Linked DNA regions of Homo sapiens: region 1 is linked to region 2. A link is a loop called in an ENCODE intact Hi-C map of the cell type or tissue named here. Cell type or tissue: dorsolateral prefrontal cortex. All regions are shown on one strand. Links, peaks and the distances in the headings refer to the core of each region. The heading gives the core; the rest is flanking DNA. Region 1 overlaps AOAH (acyloxyacyl hydrolase). Region 2 overlaps AOAH (acyloxyacyl hydrolase).

The links. Hi-C counts contacts between places; a loop is a spot of excess contacts. Peaks named below come from ENCODE experiments on the same cell type or tissue, not always from the same donor. Only the 100,000 strongest peaks of a DNase experiment are listed, where the experiment ranks them.
Region 1: it touches region 2 in a loop (3-fold over the local background); 4 of 110 quality-filtered maps call a loop at or near these places.

What each region holds. Positions count from the first base shown.
Region 1 is chr7:36,599,328-36,615,696 of GRCh38, reverse strand. The region is part of intron 11 of AOAH (acyloxyacyl hydrolase); the gene reads left to right. AOAH-IT1 (AOAH intronic transcript 1) reads left to right here and starts at 15,577. Exons shown (of 3, transcript NR_046764.1): 1 at 15,577-15,954. RefSeq lists an enhancer at 1-198. In dorsolateral prefrontal cortex, for the core only: no CTCF peak of the experiment used is centred there; no DNase peak of the experiment used is centred there; H3K4me3 peaks cover 903 bases; H3K27ac peaks cover 441 bases.
Region 2 is chr7:36,675,055-36,682,478 of GRCh38, reverse strand. The region is part of intron 2 of AOAH (acyloxyacyl hydrolase); the gene reads left to right. Among named protein-coding and RNA genes, the nearest start is that of AOAH, 46 kb to the left of the region's middle. In dorsolateral prefrontal cortex, for the core only: no CTCF peak of the experiment used is centred there; no DNase peak of the experiment used is centred there.

The DNA.
Region 1 (16,369 bases), core at 6,878-9,377, 70 kb after region 2:
CATCACCTGAGCACACACCTGCTGCATTATCAGGAGGGCCATTATCTTCCTCTCAAATTGTGCAAACACCTGGGGAGATTGTGTGGCAAAGGGTGGGAGCTGGAGGGTGCAGGGAAGGGCAGTCTGAATGCCACACACACAAGCAGGGGGTTCAGTGGTATCAGATGGGTCACCTGCAGTTGGGGCTTCCTGTGGCCATAAGTTATCGTGAGGAAATGTAACAAAACCTGTGCCTAGGGATAGCTACATACTTGGCAGGGCTCAGTGCAAAATAAAAGTACAGGTGCCCTCAGCAAACCTTGTTCGAAAGTTCCGTTAAAGGTGCTAAAATATAAAGCACTTTTCTTTGGCAGTCTCCCTCAATATGTCATGGTATTTTCTTATTTGCTATTTAATGTCATTCTAAAAAAATAAATTTTTAAATTATTGACACAAATGTTATGTTCATCGTCACATTATGCAATGCCAGTTTTACATGCCACTGTAACAGCACTGAACTCCTATGCAGATGGAATCACTGAAATTACACAATTCTTATGTAGTAGCTTGTCCCTGGAGGGTGCTTTCAGCTGCCCAGAAGACAGAAAAGGCAAGCCAGACTCGGGAAGTTTGGAAGGAGGAATAGAGGCTTCCCAGGAGCACAAGTCCACCAGACTGAACACTTCCTCAGGCCAGGAGATGCTTAGGGCAATTACAGACCCTCCCAGGCACTGAGGCTCCCAACCTGAAACACTCAGGCCTGAGAGCTGCTGGGTTCCTCCTCCTGCCAGTGTTCCATGGGTCCCCAGGTAAGCCAGGAATCTCTCCTTCCCAGGGCCTGTCTCCCCAGTCCACAGCAGTCAGGTGACCCCCAAAAGTCTTCAAACCTCTGTGCTGGAACATGCTAATTATTTGGATGGGTAATGAGTTTGTCTCCTCTGCCCACCAGATGCCAGCACTGCCGGCTGGGGCAGGTGACAGCTGCCACCATGCCCAACCCCAATCTTCCTCTTGCCTGTGCCCAGATTCCCAAAAGGACCAAAGGTTAACATTGGAACACAGGCCTCCCCCATTGACACCATTTAATTGCCACTTTGTTGGAGGGTGCAGCAGTCGCAGGGCAAGAAGGAGAAGACAGGCTGGGGAGTGAGTGGCCAGGAACCCATCTTGAGAGGTGGCAGGAGACAGGATCCAGAGTCGACCCCGTTTCCAGTCCCCTCGCTCACACATGCTCAGTTGGCCCACTGGACTTCACTCACATAACAAACACAAATTCAAAAATAAGATTGTTAAGAAGTTCAAGGTGGGGCAGCAGAGCATTAAACCCAGTGCAGGGCCCTTTCTAAGCGAAGGACCTCATGGGACCCACTGGTTGCACACACATAAAGCCCTGCCCGGGTCTGATGCACTGCACAGGGAATAGCAGCTCACAGCCATTACTTCTGGATGGACCTATCAAACAACACAATAAAAAATGTGGGGCAGTGCCACAACAGACTCGTCCCAAGAGCCACCGTGTCCATTAGAGAAGGGGGTGGTGCCCCTGCCCTCGAGAAAGGGACATGGGCACGGTGGGGAAGCCCTGTCATACAGCCACCTATGGATGTGCTTCCCTCTTCCCTCTCCCAGAAAACTGAAACTGATCCAGAGAAATTAACCCGCAGAAATTATCATTTTTTCCTTGACCTCCTCTTCCTAGATTAAATAAATTGAACATGAACTCAAACAGTCTCTGGTTGAACCTCTCCCAAGCCCCCACACTGGGCAAGCATAGCTCTCCCTCTGTAAAGATGAGCAAGTGGGGAAACACATCCGGATACATATGAAAACTGCTCAAGAATACAAATGAAGAGCGCTGTTTTGAAAAACGCTTATGGGAAGAAAGAGAGTGACATTTTGCAAAATGTTAACTTCAGGTTCTCAACAATAATTGAGAGGAAATTGCACACATGAAAAAGAAGAACTCAGAAATCAGGGAAGACTGCCTTAAGGTGAAACAACTACCTGATCTAAAAATACAGTGGCAATACTGACTTGCAAGTTGGATGGTGCAGAAAACAGGAGAGCAAAGTGGTCAGGCAGCTGGGGAAATTCTGGAACTCAGGAGAAAGGCTAGTTGTGAAAATCAAGAGGGAAGAGAGGAGAGAGGCATGCAGGAAAGGTCCTGGCAATTGAATAGAAACTGCAGAAAAAGAAAAGACATCAGGCAGAGAGGAAGCTGTGGCTAAATAAGTAATACAAGATAATTTTCTTGAGTTGGGGAAATCCGTCTTCAGCCCACAACCCCCACTACGTGCCAGGCCAGGGTATAAAATAGACTCTCTGTGTTTCCTGCTTTTCCTTATTTATTCCAAGGATAAAGAAAAATCTTGGAATCATCCTGCCCAACAAACCAACAACGAGGGAAGATACTAGGAGGGAAAATCCATCTGGCATCAGACTTATCACTAAACACTAAATTTCAGGAAAAAGCGGAACAGCCTCTCTACAGAATTTTAAGAAGGAAAAATTGTGTTGAAAGTGCTGTATGGCAAGCTATTGTTCTCACATGAGGACTACAGAAGCTTATTCTCAGTCATTCAAAGAGTCAGAAAATATACCAGACATATGCCTTCCCAGAAAAAAAATTATTTTAAGAAATACTCCAGTCTCTCTAAGCATAATATTGTAAAAGGAAGCACACAAAAAAAACTAGATATAATTACATACAATTTTCAAATGTGTACAATGTCAAAAAAATTCACAAAATTAAAAGAGAAATGTAAAAGTAGAACAATACTTACAAAATATAAGGCAAGATTTAAATCCTCTAATTAACAGAGTTTCTACGTAGCAATAAGAAAAAAATCTAATTTTTAATGATGAAGAACATAACCAGTAAATATAAAAGTTTCATTTTCAGCAGTAAGAAACAAATTAAGATAACAATGCAATTCATTTATCGTTGTCAAACAAACAAAGGTTAAAAGTGATAAAGACCCAGTTTTAGCAAAAATATGGTGAAATAGGCATGTTAATTCACCAACAAGAGATGAAGTTACTAGAACTTCTCTGAAAGGCAATCTGGCAACATGTATAAGGCAACATTAAAATATTTGTGATTTTTAACTAAAAATTTCACATCTGCAAATTTCACATCTGTAATTTCACATCTGCAAATTTGCCTTTTAAAATGATCAATTATCTGCTCAAGAATATATGTACAGGAATATTCATCACAGAGGTATTTATTTATAAGAGCAAAAATGAGGAAAGAAACTAAAAATCAAAAAATAGGGGATGTAAAAATATACTATATTTGTACAATGAAATTTTGTGCAACCAGTTAATACACATATTAATAGACATATTTATGGGCAAGAAATATGTTTATGATAATCGGTTAAGCAACAAAAGCAGGTTACAAAATAGTATGTATGAGCCAATTTTGTGAATATATGTGTGTCTGTGTGCAAACAAAAAAATAATTGGAAAGTTGTAGGTCAGCATGTTACCTACCACTGGCTATCTTTGGATGGTAGAATTATAGGTAACTTTTTTTTTCTCACTTTTCTTCACTGAATTTGTATTATGTGTGTACCAAATATTGTGGCTCAAGATCTTGGAGATTTGTTTGTTCTATTTGTTTTAAGCAAATAGCTAAGGAAACCAGTTAAGGAAAACCAATGCATTTTTTAATTCAATCTTTGCAAAAGCCCTCTAAGGTAAGTGTTATTACAACACTGCCTCACTTTACAGATTCTCAGAGAGGTTGTGTGGACTGCCCAAGGTCATACAACTAACAGGTGGTGGAATGACTGCCTGTCAGCGTAATCCTGAACAAGCCGCTTAACCAGAGACTCTGTAAATGATGATAGTAACAGTGTCAGGAAGGGCCGTGTGCTTCAATGAGCTAAGGTCTATGAAAATGTTGCGGACCAGTATGTTGAATTCCAACCAGACAAAGTAGACTGACACACGGCTCTGGCAGTGCAGTGGTGATCGTTAATGAGGTTGCCTGAAATCCTTGTACTTGTCCTCCCTGTTCCTGCTTCTGGCCTCAGAGGCTGAGGAAAGGAGTGTCTTCGTAACCTGGGGCCCACACTTTCTCCAGGAGGACAGTGGCTCACTCTGCAGTGTGCTAATTCTCCAGGAAAAAGAGGGGCCCACCCAGTAGACATTTTAAGAAAATCACTCCAGCAAGCCCAGCAGCCGGCCCCATCCTAGAGACTTAACAAGTAAAATTTAGATTGTAATCGTTTTCATCTGCTGTTTGCAGCAATGAATTGATTCAAGTGCTGTCGAACAGCATTTGTTGGTATTGGTTTGGGTTACTCCCCACTCCTACGTTTTGGCAGTAAATTGTTTTGAGAAATGCCTGTGAGAATGGGCTGATGAGAAACCCAAATCAGGCATAACAGTTCATTGGAATTCACGAGTCTTATCAAGATGGTAATAACACTACGGGTAGGAGGAACAACACTACAGTTTCAGCATCATTTTGTCACCTGTTTTAAGCCTCTAGTGTTCCGGGGTTATTAAAATCTCTCTAGATTAACATTCCTCTCCAAGCTAAAAATTGGCCCAGCCACTCTCAGCCTGGCCACTTGGTAAGAATAGGAGACGGGACAAGAATAAGAGATCCATTTTGCTCAGGATGTTGATACTGAAAATGAAGCTTTATCACCAAGTTATTGTCAAAATAATAACCACCAACCACTCCAAATCTCCAGTGACTTAAAACAACCATCATTTCTTCTCACCCGTGCGTCCGGGGTGGTCTGGGATCAGCTGTTTTCAATTGAGCTATGTTGGTCTTGGCGCCAAGCTTCAGGCTGGGCCCAGGTGTGTGCCATGTGTCTCTCATTTTTCTTGGCTGGGCAATCTATCCAGAGCGTCTTCTTGTCATGGTGATGTCAAAGCGCAACAAGGCAATCTGTGCCCTGTCCACCATCAACCCAACAGCCAAAGCCAGTCATGTGACCACAATCAAGATATTGGGGAAGGAGGCATGACTGCCCAGAGTGGGAGAAGGAAGAGAGTGCATACGCTTTATTGTTTTTATCTAATTATATATGTTAAATATATGATTGAGAAAATGTGAAAATAAAGAAATTATTTGGAAATTATTAAAATTCCTCCTTAATACTACCACCCAGAGAGAGTCACCTTAACATTTTGGAGTATCAGGCTTGTTTTGAAATATTCTTTAATATTCTTTTTTTTTAAAAAAAAAAAAAAGTTATAAAGCCAATGATAGAGCTAATTTTAAGAAGTAAAAAATAACCCCACCATCTTAAATTTTTCACAGTATTTTTGCACTCTTTCCAGCACTCCCCCTTGTATGCATATATGTATATTATATATACACACGTCATGCTGTTACAAGAAGAGCAAGTTTGCAATTGGCAGTTCTTTTATTCAATTCATAAGTATTTTCCTCATTACGACTTTGTTTTTATACTCATTATATTTATTGCTGCTCTGTAATGACCTTTTCAGGGGCCATGCAATAATCTACTAAACCACCCACCTACAGCAGGATGTTAAACCGATTCTTTTTTTTTTTTTTTTTTTTTGCTATTATGGAGCATTCTCCTTAAAAAAAAAAAGAAAAAAGAAAAAAAGAAAAAAACCTTCCAATTTTTAAAAACTATTATCTACAGAATCTCTTCATTTGTGCAAGGAGTCAGCCTAGGTAAGAATACCAGGCTTAGCCAATAGCCATGAGGTGTGTTGAGCTCAGACACCTCGTGTTTCCATTGTCTGGTTTTTCGTGCTTGTGGCAAGTGTAAACAAAATGTCAGTTCTAACTTAGGCAAAAATTCTAGAGTCACATCTCTGCAGGCCCAGCAGCACAGCACTGTTCATGCAACAATTAATTCAACAAATGCTAGCCAGGTCTACTATGTGCCAAGCCCTGTGATCGGATGACAATGGGGAAAAGGATGGAAAGATCCCTGGTGCCCATAGAGCTTAAAACCCCATGGGGCAATGCGGACGAAGAAGTAGCAGTTCTAGAGCCATTAGTGCTGTAATGTGCACACGCTCCCCCGCAAACTGGAGGAAAGGCTGCCTGAAGGGAGAGACACTGTGTTCAAAGCAGGGGAACAGAGCTGGAGGTAGTCAGGTCCCAGTCAACCTAGGAAGGCGTGCCCTAGCAGAGGAAAGAGTACGTGCAAAGGCTTGAAAGCAAGAGGGTCCAGCCTTCTGAGGAGGAGCTCAGTGCAGCTGAACTAAAGCTCATCCAGCACCAGGTGGGACAGTGAGACAAGAGCCTAGAGAGGTGCATGGGAGGCAGATCTCAAAGGGCTGGAGTTTATCCTGAAGGCAAGCAGGAGCCATTGAAGGGTTTTAAACTGAGAAAGGGGCAGATTTGAATTCTAGAACATTTACTCTGATTTCAGTGGGCAGGATGAATTTATTTGGTTTAGGGGGAGAGCGGGGATCAGGCAGCAAGACCAGCTAGGAAAATTCTAGTTGTAATTCCAGTAAAAGTGTGCTAAGCTAGAAAAGTACAGTGGGGAAGAAACAAGATGAACAAACTCAGAAGTCTGGAATCAAGAGTGGACGATGCACCCTTCCCATCCCGTATACTTTATGAGGGTTCCTCAAGATGCCACCCTACCCCAGCCAGATGACTCACCGGGTTGGGGTTGACCTTGGGCTGTCCCCCAGCATCCTTCCTCTGGGGGAGACTGCCTAGAGCTCATTGCCAATTGCAGGTCTTCCCACAGGGTCTCAGCCAGCCTTTGGAGACTACTAAAGAGCCATCCCTGTTAGGAAACTTCTGGTGCTTTTTGTCTCTTTGTACCAGACCCCCCCCCCTCCCCGCCGCAACAGCTCCTAATATTAATAGTTATGGTGAGCATATAATTTATTGTCCAAACTGGACACTTTGAGAGAAGAGGGATTGCTCCCATAATTATGCCATGACAACAGGCATTAACCTGGACTGGCTCAGACAAGTCTGGATGTCTGGCCACCCTACTGATAGCCACATGCCAAGCTCACTCCACAGTCATGACAGTGCCCAGTGGAGAATCTCAAGCCCCTAACTTACATGTAGAATAGTCTCGGACATTGACTCAAACAGACCAGTGTTCAAATCCTGGCTGAGCCACCTACACTCACTTCTTTACTCTGAGCTTTAGTTTCCTCATCTAAAAAGTATAAATAATGATGGCTACCTTGTCAGAAATCGGGAATCATTTTTATAAATGTTAAAAATTGGACTATTTATTTCTATCTACATTTTAGCTAAGGCCTGAGACAATGTGGACAAATTATTCCCACCTTCCCACCACCAATATTTCTTCCAAGTGAAAGATGAGACCATGTCCACAGAGCCTGCAAAGGAAGGGAGTGAAGCCAATTCTGCAACCTGTCACTTATCTCCAGAATCAAAGGTCCAGAAGAGTTGAGGCTGGGAATGGCCAGTGTCAGAGGGACAGTGGGGCTCAGCTTTCCCTGTCGGGGAAGGTAAGTGTGCTTCCCCCTCACTGTAAAGACGCCACTAAGATAACTGGATAGGGGTCTGCAGAGACTGAGCCCAAGAGGACTGGTGTTGGACACCCCCATGGGGAATGTAAGAGCAGTGACCGAGGCAGCAGGACAGAAAGAGCGTGGGCCCTGGACAAGGACATGAGCCCCAGGAAGGGAGAGCCAGCCTGGGCCACTGGACATCCTGCAGAGGATGGCCTGCAGGGGCAAGGTGACTTCACAGGGCTTAACCTCCAGCTGAGCAGGGCTGAAGCAGCAAACTTAAGTGACTAGTGGAGTGCAGAGAATGCACACACTCCACCATGGCAAGTTCAGTCACCTGTTCCCCACAGTGCCTCTCAAGAGCCCCACAACAGCCCTCATTATAGAAAGTCAGCTTTGGATATCTGCCCGGCTAGAGGCAATCACACCCGACTGTACCTCTTCTCCCTCCACCGCAAGTCTCAGCCAGCAAGAGGAAGGAAAAGCTGGCCAAGTAGACAAAGAAAGTGGACCACATTCCCATCCCTGGGTGCAGATAATCAGCCTCAAGCCCAGGATGGACAGGGAGCAAGAAGTTTTACTTAAAATTGTGAAGACTGAACATTTTTCTTTTCTGAAATGGAATTGAATATAACCGGAAGAGTGTATGTTTCTGAGAATGAGCATGTGCATAATTGGGCTGGTCTGGATTTTCTTCCAGGGCAAGGGATGAATTAGCACCACAGATGAGTGTGCAGTGGGAAAAAGGAAGGAGTTGTCTCATTGCACCCTATGAGTACTGCCTGCCTCATGTGCCAGTTAAAGACCTCAAACACCAGCAGGAGTCTCCCTTGGGGTCTGATGGTAGGAATGCATTTACAAATCAAGACCCTTCAGGAAGCCCAGACATGTTTCGTTCCATTCCTTTGCTGCACCAAGGACCTGATCGTATTGTCTGGCAAGCACAGTAAATGCTGTAGAAAAACAAGTGGGCATTGTTTCATAATGGGCCCTTCTGCCTTCTATGAGGCTAGTTGATACTTCTTTGCCTTTGTCTCCCTATAAGGCAGAAAACACATCTGTGCGTACATGACCCCATCCCAGCTGTATTCGCTGAAAAGGAATCCACTGTCAGGCATTCTCCCTGCAGCAGCCCCTCTCCTCTCCTGCTCTTGCCATCCTCTGCTTAAGTAGTGGGGCACCCGGGAGTCCTGTTTACAGCTAATTAGATTAGGAGTGTATTCATCTGGAAAGATATTTGTAGTTCAATAAAGAGAGTATGAAGACTCTCTCTCATGGTTCCAGAGACACAAAGGGTTCTGAGTCTCATTCCGACCTGTCTGCTCCCTTTCTTCTTAAACAACCTGAGCTTCTCTCCGAAATATCTAAACCTCAGTAGTTAGGTTCAAATCGACCTTCTCACGCCACAAGAAAGACCTCAACTTAGAAAGATGTCAAAGGAAGATGAAGAGCAAATCCAAAAACACTTTCATGCTGGTTTTGTTTTTTTTCTTCTTTTCTTTCAAGGGAAAAAACAATCTCTGCTTGAGTTGTTTGTTGAAAAAGAAGAGGAGGTGGAAAGATCATTGAGGCCAGCAAGGGATGCTGCCCTCCTGCTTCTTCCCCCATCTGTTCAAAAATTATTTCCAACATATTAAATGCTGCATTTCACTGAATCAGAATTGCATGACAGGTTGGGGGAGGGGGTGAGGAGAGAGAAGCAATTCTGAAATACAATTTCCCAAATGTTTATTTTGCTAGCTAAGGCTGTTGCCTATCCCATTATAAAATCTTTGCACGACCCCTGGCAGGCTGTTGTCTGTAGGGTAAGTAGGCGCAGATTGAATTTCGTGCTGTGTCAAGGACAAAATGAATCCTTAATCTAGCTGCTGAAAATGCATATTCACTAGAGAGCAAAGCGGCTCCCATCTCTCAAGCTTATATGCACTTCATTTCTCCCTTTGAGATGATTTTGTATATCAGATTTGGCTACTCTTTATTAACCCACAAACAGCACAGGCAGTATCGAAGCTGTCACCCTACGCTCACTCACCCGCCCTGCTTCCCGCTGTCTGGATTTATCACTGCACATAAAGCCTCCCTTAAGCACAGAGGAAGATTTTCATGATGCATACAAAATATGGGAATTCTATCTGAGTTACCTTCATGTCGACTCCAGAAATATCTAAGCATTATAGTGCTTTCTTATTATATTTTAAGATGAAGAAAAGCTATTGTTTAGTAAAACTGGACAAAATCACATCTTCTGCTCCTCAGCCATCTTGCAGGCTAGCGGATTAAAGATGCTAGGTGATGAGGAGAGAAACCTCAATCCTAGTTACTTCTCACTGATTCTGTCAGAAAAAGAGAGTTGTGTTCACCGTGGTGAATTCTGCTCTCCAGCAGCAGTGAGGCCACAAGAGACAGAATGTTCTTCCGTTTCCTTTCCCTGTTCATGAACAGGCCAGACAGGCCGTTCTTGAATTCTGATCAACTCGATGCCCTTCTCTCCCTACTCAAGGTGAGAATCTGCGTCTCTCACCTGCCAGCCATGTAGGGTGCACTCCCAGGCTCATGGGAACATCCATCATCTTGGCCCTGCTGCCTACTGAGAGAAGTAAAAAGCCAAACACCAGTTGTTATGAAAACTACAAGAGGAAATTATTTTAAACTCCATACTTCTGAAAAGCATTTATAATTACTCAGCCCACATACCTGCTCTGCCAGAACATGAAATAAAGACTTCTGTATCAGGAGGCAGTGTGAGTCAGTCAATGCCTGTGCTATCCAGCCTGCTGCTGCAACTAGAGGACAATCTCTTGTCCCCTGGTTAATTATGTCTGTCACCTGCTTCACTCTCCCCCACATTCCTTAGCCATCAAATGGAGCTCATGAAATTACTCATCACAGGGGAAACGCCTAGAATCTCAAGTTCATTGGCATGTGGAAAGAGAAAATTCCATCATTTAAAAATAATGTTAGGTGGTTGGAATTAATTGTCATACACTGTTCATTCATTGTTTTTTCAACTAATTCCTTCCATGCAATTCCTTAGGAGGAGTGGGAGTAGGCAGAGATTATCCAGCCCAGCTCTAGTCAAACGTCTAGGAGGCAAGACTGGCTTCTATATGATTTCCTAGGGAAATCATACAGAATTTCCACTCAAGGAAATGGTTGGGAGTTAGGGCACAGTGATGAGCTAAACCACTAAATTAGGTCATTAGTGATGACCTAATTCCTGCAGGAATATAAGGAAGAGCATGCATGAAGTACAAAGTCCAAAGATTCCAGAGGCAGAAATTGAGGATAGCATCACTAAGCCTGACCGCTAAAGAGCTCAAAGGAAAGCGGAGCAGAAAGCAGCAAAGAGGTCATGGTCTCATGTTGGTAACATATATTTCAGAGCCAACAAGAATGAGTGGATGCATCAGCTCTTCTTAACAGAGCAGGATATGGGCTCAGCTGTGGTCACAGAGTCCCAAATTTGGTGACTTAAGATGGAAGTGTTTCCCTTTTATGTAGTAATCCAGAGGGAAGCAGTCCAGGGCTGGGGGAAAGTTAGGTCATTCTCAACATGCAGCTTCCATCCTGGGGTCTGAGGTAGCTGCCCGTAATCCTGCCACCTGTCACCTGGAGGGAAGAAAAAAGACCAAGTGAAGGCACACATATCCCTTGGGAGAAGTTGGCACGATGGTGGCAAATATCACTTCTTTCTCACACCCCATTGTCCAGAGCTTAGTCATATGGCCATACCAGGCTGCAACAGAGACTAAGAAGTGCAGTCCCTGGCTGGGCAGCCCTATGCCCAACTATCACTGTTCTATTATTAAAGACAGAGAAATAGATAAAGGTGGATAACTGGGGCTCTGGAGGTGAAAAGCACCGGCTCAGCCTCAAAAAATGTAAAGTCTAGCTGGGAAGATAAACAAATAAGCTCACGATAATTAATAATAATAATAGAAAGCAAATATTACCATGTGCTTACCAAACACCAAGTATCCTATTTAACATTATCTTATTTAATACTTGCAATGGTCTGAATGTTGGTGTCCCCCCAAAATTCATATGTTGGAACTAATACCCACTGTTAATATGAAGAGGTGGGGCCGATGAGAAGGGATTAAGTCATCAGGGCTCCATCCTCATGGCTGGGATTGGTACTCTTATAAAAGAGCTCCCTTGCCCCCATGTGAGAATCCAGCAACAAGGCACCATTTACGAAGCAGAGGCCTTCACCAGACCCAAATTTGCCAGCACCTTGATCTTGAACTTCCCAGTCTCCATGAACAGTGAACAATAAATTTCTGTTGTTTATAAATTACACTATAAGGTATCTTGCTATAGCAGAATATAGACAGAGAAAATATAGCAGAATATGGACTATAGCAGGAAATGGACTAAGACAATACTGAAATGACTCTGCTATTATATGTATTTTATAGATAAAGAAACTGAGACTTAGCAAGTTTAGCTAACTGACAAAAGGTTAAACATGGAGCCCAGATACAAACTAAGTCTGTTGGATCCTAGAGTAGAGGTCAGAAAACTATGGCCCTTGGGTCAGACACTGCCCTCCCTGCTTTTGTAAACTAAGTTTCATTGGAACACAGCGATGCCCGTTCACTTACATATTGTCTATGACAACAGCAGAACTGAGCAGTCACAACAGAGACCAAACGGCCTGCAAACCTGAAATATTTACTGTCTATTCCTTTACAGAAAAAGTTTGCCAGCCTCTGCCCTAGTGCTAGAGGGTTAGGTGCAGTCAGCTAGGCATGCACAAGCTACCATGAGACCTAGAAGAGGACACCTAAGAGAGAAAGGCCGGGGCAGGCGAGGAAGGCTCTGAGAGGAAGTCCAGATGTAACCAACCCTTGTCTGTTGATTAGCAACTGAGCAGTCAAGACAGTGGAGCTGGAGGAAGAGCTTGTGGTGAGACCTGGAGGTCTGCGGGGATAGGGGTAGGTTCAGGGGACCCAGATTGTTGACGGGGGTGGGAGAGGAGGGCTGTCAGGAGAGGTTGGGGACATGGAGGTTCCTTGTGGTGGAGGATGACATTGAATAGCTACAGTAGCCTGCAGATTAGGGTTTCCCTACATGGCCAGTCATTGCAGTCAGGTAGGGCACTTATTCAAAATGAGATACTAGGGCCCCACCACAAACCTACCCAATCAGGATCTGTACTTTAAAGAAGCTCCCTGTGAGATTCTGGGAAACACTACTGAAGATGTAGGAAGAGAGTGAGGAAGCAGGGCCCCTGGCCAGAGGTTGCTGCAGTCACCCAGGGCCAGCAGATGTGTATGCCCAGAGGGGTGGAATGGCAAGGTTTTGGGACAGCCTCTTGGTATAAAGTGAAAGAGCGGAGAGAAAGAAAATGAGATCATCATTTATGATCACGGTCATGGGGAACAAGAGCCCAGGTCAGTCCTGGTGAGCAGGTGGCCCCAGTGAGGTCTTCTCCACTTTCCCCTCTGTAACTTGACCTTGGACTTCTTCTGGTATCAAATTCCAGTTATTACCCCCAAAAAAGAAAAACTACCCACATCCCAGACAAATTGCAGTCTGGCTGTTGTAGAAATGACTAAACTTTTACAGAATCAAAGGTATCAGAAGAGTCAGCTTTGAGGACGTGTACCTCTTCGTGCTCATTTCAGGCCCTTGGAGGAATTTTTTTTTTTCTGTTTGTGGAAGAATTTGTTTCAATGGCCTTAGAAAAGAATTGATTTGTGGTTATCTCTGCATATGAGGAGGATATTTTATACTCTTGTTTTCTTGCTTTTATGTATCTAAAAAAAAGTTCAATCACCCTAGGGGATGAAAAAAAAAAAAAACAATGGAAGGAAGGGAATTCAGTAGAAAGAGTTTAACTGTACAATGCGTTCTCATTTGGTATGCGGCAGTGAGAGAAATGCATCCCTCGACTCATTCATTGAATAAATAAATCATAGGGTTAGAGCTTAAGTAATAAATAATAGAAAAGGAAAAGAAAGAAACTAAGAGGAGCTGACAAGGTAAAAATAAATAAATAAAAAGAGCTGCATTCAAGCAAAATGATGAAACATGGAGTGTTATTTGCCATTTTGTCCTCTTTGTATTTACTTGTCATATTTTGCTAGAATTTTTTATTTGATTGTTTATTCACTGCCCCCATAAGCTTTTGTACTGGCAGAGGGTCAAAGAGGAAAGGCTCTACTTTTTCCCTGAAAGTGACTTATTTCGCTGAAGTTGAATGTGCATCGAATAAGCATCGTACCAGGTGCTGAGTAGTTATTGCTACTGATCTGCTGGTGTGTAGTACATTTTAAGTCACTAAATTTGGGGATTACCTGTTACATGAAAATGTGTAACTGTAATACTTGGTGTTTGTTGGTCTCCTTTGGATATGATATGATGAATTTAGCCCTGAGGTTTTGCATGCGGTGTTAGCAATACTGGAACTATTTCCCCCTGGCCCCTCTGTGCTTGGTTCTCTCTTCCTAGCCTTCCAGGACTCACACGTTAGATAAGACTTCCTTCAAGACTCCTTTCTTGAAAGCCCCACATGTGGGGCAGATGTCCCTTCTATGTGCTGACACAGTACTCTGGACTGCCCTTAATGCTACTAACATTTATTGAGCTCTTACAAGTCTAAACGTCATGCATAGATTATCTTTTTTAATTCTCTCAACCACCCAATGAGATAGGTACTATTATTAAGCTATTTTTATTGGTAATGAAACTGAAGCACAGAAGGATTAAGGAAAGACTTCCAGGTTACCCAGATGGGAAGTGTTTATTGTCTGTGCTCCTCTAGACGGTGAGTCCCATGAAGAAGGAGCCCACAGCTGCCTGGTATGGAGTCCAACAGAGTGCCCAGCACAGTCTGGTGCCTGATGTTTCTCTCTCTCTCCCTCCCCTTCCCCCCTCTCCCTCCCTCTTTTCCTCTGTGTGCCTCTGTGTGTATAATGAATCATAGGGCCACAGGGACTTTCCCTCAATATGAGACTCATCTCACACACGGGAGATTATAAGGTTTACAAATCAAATGCACAGAGTTAAATTACTTTCTTGAAGTTGTCTATATTAAAGCCTTAGTTTATGAGAACTGTGCTACCTAATCTAGTTAAGCCTGAGATGACAGAGGCAGAAACCAGATGATATATCCTCTCTCTATTCTCCCAGAACTTCCTCTGCCAGACCCCACTGGAAGGCAGACCTCCAGAGCAGTGGTGTGCGCCATCTCCCGGGGGCCTTTCCCCTGGGTATGTCAGGCCAGACAGGCCCTGGGTGCAGAAGAGTAGGGTGTGTGGGGGTTTCTGTGTAGGGTCACATATGGTTTCAGTATTTTTCCCCAAAATATTCATTCTGCACTCTTCATAAATTAGACACGGTCTCCATACAAGAGAAAGAGAGAAGGAAAAGATGGCGGCAGCTCTCAAATCATCTGTGGACTTCAGAACTTTTCACCCAAAGCAGTATCTGGGAGACTGCCCCCTAAACAGGCAACCAGGAAGCCTCACGTTCAAGGACTATCTAGCCCAGCTTGGCCCATTTTGTGATTTTATGGGATTTGGCAGCTTGGGGGCAAAGCAAGGACCAGATACAAGTGGGCTATGGGAAGCTGAGGATGGTGCTGACCCGGCCTGCTCTACACCTCTCCCTTTCTTGTTCCACCAGAACCTGGGCTCAAATCCCAGCCCTACTATTTACCAGATCTATGACCTTGGCAAGTCATCCCAAGCAGTGGTGTGCGCCGTCTCCCGGGGGCCTTTCCCCGGGATATGTCAGGCCAGACATATCTGAGTTCAGACCAGAGCAGTCCTGGGCCCTGCGCTGCCTTGCATAAGGGATTCTTTCAACAACAGAAAACACAGAAGTCCTCCAGGGGCCTGAATCAACAAGGGAAGGTGCTCATCATAAGAGGGGCCCTCCCAGAGCCTCTCACTGGGTTAAGGGTTGGTCATTTAATTTGCTGCTGTTTGTCTGAGGTGTGAATACTTGTTCTTTATTAGAGGGAATATCCAATCTGATACATGGTAGTTGCTCTAAAGTGTTTGTAGAAGGGAGAGAGGGAGGAGAGGAGGGAGGAAGGCTGCCTCACAGAGTTGTGTAATTGAATTGAACAATTTGTGCAAGTTTTTCCTGTCTCAGTGCCTGGCACATAAGGGGAACCCCGCATTAGTTCTCTTCCCCACTCTCGCTTAATGCAAGTTATCTGGGAAACAGCACATCCAAGCATCATGAGTAGGTTAGACATTTATTTGTAGGACAGATTCATGCAGCAGAGGCTACAGAAATGGGAGTCTGGCAGGAAAGTGTGTGTGAAAGCCAAGGAAGGCTCTGAAAGTTGCATAATGTGGTGCTCCCACAAGAAAGGCACTAAGGTAATGGGAGCGGTGGGGACCTGAGCAGATGGGAGGCAGTGTGGTGGCACGGTGGGACTGAGAGGCAGAAAGCAGGAGGAACCCTGCTTACCTTCTGCAAGCGCCACTGCAGGACAGACGGAGGAGGAGCCAACTAGCGGAACTGGGAGACCCATGGTTCCAACGCTAAGCAGGTAGCCCTTGTCTTTGATTCCCGGGCCTTGAAACTCTCCAGCGTTATTAAAAATACCAACCCAAGAGCTATTTTCTTTTTTTGGTAAAGTAACAATCCCCCATCTGCTTTGAGACTTTAATTCTGGGGAATGGATAAAACAATGCTTATTTAACTGGTGATGACATTTTTTATCTTTTTCCAACAGCAGTTACTTAGATTCCTCCAAGTGACTTTGTACTGTTTGAAAATAATCCATTCAGGTCTAATGCAGGTACATGTAATAGAAAAGGGAATATACTGTGTAGATTGTCCACAGCAGTGCAGGATGGAGAGAGCCCAAATGTAAACAGTGAAGGAAAGGCACTGAGGATACTCCCTGCTTTGCTGGAAGACTGGCAGAATCAGATGAATGAGGGATTGGTGTCATTAC
Region 2 (7,424 bases), core at 3,914-6,413:
TTAATCTTTTTCTTCTTATAATAACTTTGTATGGGAGTTGACCTAGATACATTTCTGTTGCTCATTTTTATGTGAAATTAGTTTTCAAAAACTCTTAGAAAGAGAGGCGGTTCGGGGTAGTTTTTCTAAATGCACAGAGCTCCTTCTTCTGTTGTTTTGGGGTAGTGTTAAAAAAAAATTGTGGCAGCTTGCTTTCTGAGATTTTTCTGACTGTTTCCCTATTTACTTTCATCTGGACTTTCTCTATCCCCAAAAGTTACTCCTCAGTGTGGGCCTTGCCCTGGAAGGGAGCTCCAGTGGGTCCCTTGTGGGTGCCAGATGACTCTAGCCACTAATTCCTTCTAGTCTTGAACTCTTTGCATTCACCAGCTATTGATTGGGCAAAACCCCTCCCCGTCCAGTGGCTGTTCTCTAATTGGCCTGCCATGCTTTCTGCTCAACACCTGTCAGCTATCTGGGGATTCTCCTGTTCTCAGTTTTATCTGTCATCCATTGCTTCCCTCTACTTTCTCCCTCACAGAAGTTGATGGCCCATAGGTCTTGCAGTTGCGAAGTGGTTTATTCTCACCTAATTGCACATTGGGGTTCATGGATATACCTAGCTTTGTGGTAACTGCTTTCTGAGGGTTTTCGGTCTTGCTATTCAGGTACTCTTATTTATTTATTTATTTATTTCTGGAGACAGAGTCTTGCTCTGTCACCCAGGCTGAGGTGCAGTGGCGCAATCTCGGCTCACTGCAACCTCTGCCTCCTGGGTTCAAGCGATTCTCCTGCCTCAGCCTCCCGAGTAGCTGGGATTATACCCATCAGGATGCCTGGCTAATTTTTGCATTTTTAGTAGACACGGGGTTTCACCATGTTGGTCAGGCTGGTCTTTAACTCCTGACCTCAGGTGATCTGCCCGCCTCGGCCTCCCAAAGTGCTGGGATTACACTCCTTTTTCTTTTGTAGAGATTCAAAGAGATTTCAAAATTCTGCTGCCTCCACCACCATCTTTCCATACTCCTCCCTTGCGAAGGCTTTAATTTGACATCAATGGTCTACTGTATGCGTTGCTCAGCAAGTTTTTTTTTCACGCAACATGATTTTAAGATCTATACATGTTAAGGCATATAGGCCTAGGTCAAGTCTCTTAATTACTCTATACTTCTTTACCATATAAGTTCTATATTTTATTTGTTTATTCCTCTATTGAACATTCACAATTTGTTATAAGCTTTACTTTGTATTTTCACATCTCCGAGTTACAGAAGAAGAAGAAAAATATTATTACTATTTTACAGAAGGAAAACAGTGAAGAACAGTCACAGTTATCATTAAGCTTTGTTTTAACTGGTTGCCTTTCTGTGTGATAGACAGCATTGGCAGGTATAACCTCAAGTTAGATGTTCTCTTTTTTGGCAAAGTTGCGTCGTCCGAAGGTGAACGACCGACTAAAAATCCTATTTCCTAGATTATTCCCTCTTCTTAATATACTAGCAAAATATAAAACAACCCAAAACAAGATTGCTGGTTCAAGGTACCATCTTAGCTTCTTCTGACTTCGAACAGGAAATGTCAGAGCCTGGTAAGATCAAGTGAGAGGCTGAAAGTCAGATTCTGGTGAAGTGGAAACCGGTATCTCACCAAGGGAAACAGGATAAATATTTTGGTTTTCAGTGATGGGTTGCCTTTTCAACTGGAGCAATTTTAAAGGATTAAGAAGGTTATTGGGAGTTATTTTCATTTTATCAATTCTTGTTTTACCTCCAGCTGAAAATAGAACACTCAGTTCAGGTTAAAGGACACCATGGGCAGTATTGCTTCCATTTTATGGATGAGAAAAACAAGACACAGAAACAGAATGGTTATGTCAGTTGTATGGGGTGGCAAAGATAGACGTTCTCCTAGCTAAGGATTTCTCCTGGAAGACATAATAGGCCTGACCCACAGTGCCTACTGGGATCCAATATTGCATTGCCTTCTGTCTGGTAGGCCAGGTGAATGGGGGACAGAAGGATATGAAATTAAGCACATAAACACACAATTATTTTTAAATTATTTTTCAGTGAAGTATTACTTTCACCTCCAAAGCTAAAAAAGTACAAAAAACAAAGTTTTAGCAGGGAAATCGCGTAAGCACCATTCTTGAGAATAATCTCTTAGTAAATCATGTTGCCTTTCCCTGTGCCCTATAAGACAGTTTTTTTCTAATCGTGCAAAGCATTTCTGACCCTCAGTTTCATCCACTGCTTTTGCCTCTGGCTCTCATTAGGAAGCACCTTGGAAGAATCTCGGAATTGTTAATGGAAAATGATTAATGGAATCATTCTCACTAGTCAGGGGTCAACAGAATCATATGCCCTGAGAGTCTTGCTACAAGTTCACTTTCCTGGGTCACCTATGCAGAAATTTTATCTCTGTGGAATATAATTGTTAAAAACTCATGTAGTCTTAAAAGAAAGAAGGCACTTCATGCCTACTCTGGAGGTTCTGAAAGTCTGAATGCATCCCAGAATATGTACTTATAAAATTGTGTGGTTGGCCGGTTGTGGTGGCTCATGCCTGTAATCCCAGCACTTTTAGGAGGCCAAGGCGGGCGGATCACAAGATCAAGAGATCACGACCATCCTGGCCAACGTGGTGAAACCCCATCTCTACTAAAAATACAAAAATTAACTGGGCGTGGTAACATGTGCCTGTAGTCCTAGCTACTCAGGAGGCTGACGCAGAAGAATTGCTTGAACACTGGAGGTGGAGGTTGCAGTGAGCTGAGATTGCACCACTGCACTCCAGCCTAGGGACAGAGCAAGACTCCGTCTCAAAAAAAAATAATTATGTGGTCCCTTGGTGGCACTGTGCTTCAAGTTTGTATATAATAATTATACATATGTAATAATGTATACATATTATACATATAATAATGTATACATATTATACATATAATAATGTATAACAATATCTGCTATACTTGAGGTAGATAAGGCATCAAATAAAATGTCCTAAGCACATTGAAATGTATACTACAAATAACAAGACCTTTTGGAGTATTTTAATCTCAGCTGAACCACTTGCTATGTTGTGATCTTAAGCTCTCTAAGTCTTAATGTTCTTGTCTATAGAATGAGGATAAAAATAATTACCCCCTCAAAAGATTCTTTTTTTTTTGAGGCCTCAATACTTTTTTTTATTTTTATTTTTTATATATATATTTATTGTACTTTAAGTTCTAAGGTACATGTAAACTAGTTCAACCATTGTGGAAGACAGTGTGGTGATTCCTCAGGGATCTAGAACTAGAAAAGATTCTTATGAGAAAGGAAGTGATGGTAAACATGAAGGTAACTTACAAATTGGAATGTCCTATGTTTTATTTACACATACATCTGTATACACCCAATGTATGATAACTACTTAATTGGTCTTATTTTAACTTTATTTTGTCCTTTGGAATAGCCACATTTTCTTTTTTCCTATGCTGTTCCAAGTCTCTTTTAATCTGTAGAAATTAAATACTCTTGTATGATCCTTGTCACAGGCAGAGTTTAACAGTATAATTTTTACTTTAGCTAAGCTACTGTCAATATGTAAATGCCAAATTTTTCTTCAGGTGTATCAGTAACAATCAGGTTACCATCTGATCATGGCTGACTGGGGATAGCTGGCTCTTTCTGGAGATTTTGCATATTTCTGCTTTGTACCCTTACGGATTGCTCTCAGAATTTAGCTCTCAGAGAGCATTTCCTGTCCCATATCAGCCATTGCTCCAGGGGCCTCTCAAGCTAACAATCACAGAAGACTACCGGAAACTATTCAAATGGTTCTGCTCAGGGAGGAAGGAACCTGCAGCCATCCTCTTTGACTTGAGCTAAACAGAATTCTAACGCGCGCGCGCGCGCACACACACACACACACACACACACACACACACACACACACACACACACACTGCTTATCTTACCAGAAAGAAGATGAATTTTCTCTGCCTTTCAGCCAGTATTAGAACTTTATCAAAGAACACCCTAATGTCCATTTTTAAATTGCTCTGCTCTAGGCTAAGCCAGTTCTGCATTAGCAGTACTTTTAACTTTTTTCCAAAGCTCCTTCATTTAATTTGGAATATCTCTTACAAAAGTCCCCAAACTTAGCAGACATTATAGTGATAGAGACCAAATCCTACACCCACATTTTTCAGATGAGGAAATGGAAGTCCAGAAAGGGGAGGCAATTTCTCCAAGGCCAGAAGCCAGTGGGCTGGTACTGAATGAAATGCAGGTCTCTGAGTATACTGTGACATCAGAGCTTCTTGACCCTCTCCACAGTAGCACCCCTAAAAAGGATCCCAAGGGAGAGGGAATCTGTATTTAAACACTTTTATTAAGCTACAATTCACATACTGTACAGTTCACTCATTTAAAGTGTACAATTTAGTGACTTTCAGTACAGTCATAGAGTTGCGTGTTCATCAGTCACCACAATCAATTTTAGAACATTTTCATTACACCAGAAAGAAACTACATGCCTTTTAGCATCCGCCCCCAAACACCCACTCTTTCCAGCCCTAAGAAACCACTAATCTACTTTCTGTGTCTATGACTTTGCCTGTTTTGGGCATTTCATATAAATGGAATCATACAATATCTGGTCTTGTGTGACTGATTTCTTTCCCTTAGCATAGTGTTTTAGAGATTCACTATGTTGTAGCATGTATTATAACTTTATTACTTTTTACGGCTGAATAATATTGCATCGTATAGGTATACCACGTTTGTTGATCTATTAGCTGATAGGTATTTGAGGAGTTTACATTTCTTGGCTATTATGCAAAATGCTGCTATAAATATTTGTGTACACATTTCTGTGTGGACATATGTTTATATATATATATAAACTGGATCACATTGCTGGATCATATATAAACTGGATCATATTGCTGGATCACATAGTAACTCTATGTTAAACAGTCTGAGGAGCTGGTAGGCTGGTTACAAACTGGCTGCACGAGTTTACATTGCCATCAGCATTGTACAAGCTTTTGATTTCTCCACATCCTCACCAACACATATTATTCTCTCTTTTATTATAGCACATTATAGTGGACATGAAGTTGTATCTCATTTTGGCTTTGAATTGCATTTCCTTGGTAGCTAATGATGTTGAGTATCTTTTCATGTGGCTTTTGGACATTGGTATATCTTCTTTGGAAAACTGTCTATTCAGATTCTTTGTACATATTTTAATTGGACTATTTGTCTTTTTATTATTGAGTTGTAATAGTCCTTTATATATTCTAGCACTGTGATAGGTCATTTGATATATGATTGGCAAAAATTTTCTCCCATTCTGTGGGCTGTCTTTTTACTTTCTGTTGGTGTTCTATGAAGTGCAAAACTTATTGTTATTTTAATGAAGTCAAGTTTCTCTGTTTTTTTTTTCTTCTTTTGCTTGTGCTTTTGGTGTCATATCTAAGAAAACGTTGCCTAACCCAAAGTCAGTAAGATTTATGCCAGTGTTTCCTTGTATGAATTTTACGGTTTTCACTCTTACATTTAGGTCTTTGACCCGTTTTGGGTTAATTTTTGTATATAGTGTGAAGTAAGTGTCCAAATTCATTCTTTTGCCTGTGGCTGTCCAGTTGTCCCAGCACCATTTGTTAAATTCCTCCAATGAAATGGTCTTTGCACTTTTGACTAAATGTTAGGGTTTGTTTCTGAACTATTGATTCTATTTCATTGATCCATATGTCTGTCTTTATGTTAATACCATGCTATCTTGATTACAGTAGCTGTCTAGCTTTGAAATTGTTTCCCAATGTCAGTCCTCCAACTTGTTCTTCTCTTTCAATATTGTTTTGGTGTTCTGAGTCGCTTGACTTTTCGTATGAATGTTAGGATCTGCTGCTCAGTTTCTGCAAAGAAGTTAGCTAGGTTTTTGGTAGAGATGGCATTGAATCTGTGGATCAGTTTGGGAAGAATTGCCCTCTTAACAATATTAAGTCTGCCAATTCATGAATATGGAATGTCTTTCCATTTATTTAGGTCTACTTTAACTTCTTTTAACAATGTAGTTTTCAGAGTATATATTTTGCACTTTTTTTGGTTAAGTTTGTTCCTAAGAATTTAGTTCTTTTTGATGCTACTGTAAATGGAATTGTTTTCCTTAATTTCAGTTTTTATTTGCTCACTTCTGCTACATAGAAATACAATTGGTTTTGCATATTGATCTTGTATCCTGCAGCTTTACTGAACTTATTTATTTGTTCTTATAGTTTTTAATAGATTCCTTAGGATTTTCTACATGGAAGATCATATCAGCCACAAGATAGTCTTACATCTTTACTTTCCAATCTGAATGCTTTTTATTTCTTTTTCTTGCCTCATTCTCCTGGCTAGAACTTATAACGTTGAATAAAAGTAGTGACTGCAGATATTCTTATATTTTCCTGATAGTGAGGGGACAGTATTTAATTTTTCACCACTAAATATCATGTAAGTTGTCAGGTTTTTTGTAGATAACCTTTATTAGGTTGAGGACATTCCCTTTTATTCCTAATAAAATCATGAAGCAGTGTTATATTTTGTCAAATATCTTCTGCCTATATTGGATAATCATATGGTTTTTTTTATGTTGTTGATATGGGAGTAATACATTAACTGATTTTCAGATGTTAACCCAATTTTGCATTCCTGGGATAAATCCCACCTGATCATGGTGTATAATTTCTGTATTGCTGGATCTTATTTGCTAGTATTTTGTTGAGGATCTTTGTGGTTATATTCATGAGAGATTTGGGTCTACATTCTTTCGGAGGAAGGTTTCTGGTTTTAGTATCAGGGTAATATTAACCTCATAAATAAGTTAAGAAATGGTCACTCTGCTTCCATTTTTTGGAAGAATTCTTGATAAATTGTTAGTAATTCTTTAACTTTTTTGTAGATTTGCCAATGAATCCTATCTGGTGCAGCTAGCTGGTCTTAGGCTTTCCTTTGTGGGAAGTTTTTAATTACTAATTCAATCTCTTTACTTGTTATATGTTTCTTAAAATTGTCTATTCTTGAGTCCATTTGGGCATTATGTGTCTTTCTAAGAATTTTTTATTTTATCTAAGTTACCTAATTTATTGCCATGCACCTGTTCATAACATTCCATTATAATCCTTTTTATTTCTTTAAGGTCACTCATAATGTGAGGACACAGTTTTAATTGCCTACTTCAAAGGCACAATTTATTTATTTATTTATTTGAGACGGAGTTTCACTCTTGTTGCCCAGGCTGGAGTGCAATGGCACGATCTCGGCTCACTGCAACCTCCACCTCCCGGGTTCAAGCGATTCTCCTGCCCCAGCCTCCCTAGTAACTGGGATTACAAGCACCTGCCACTACACCCAGCTAATTTTTTGTGTTTTTAGGAGAGACGGGGTTTCACTATGTTGGCCAGGCTGGTC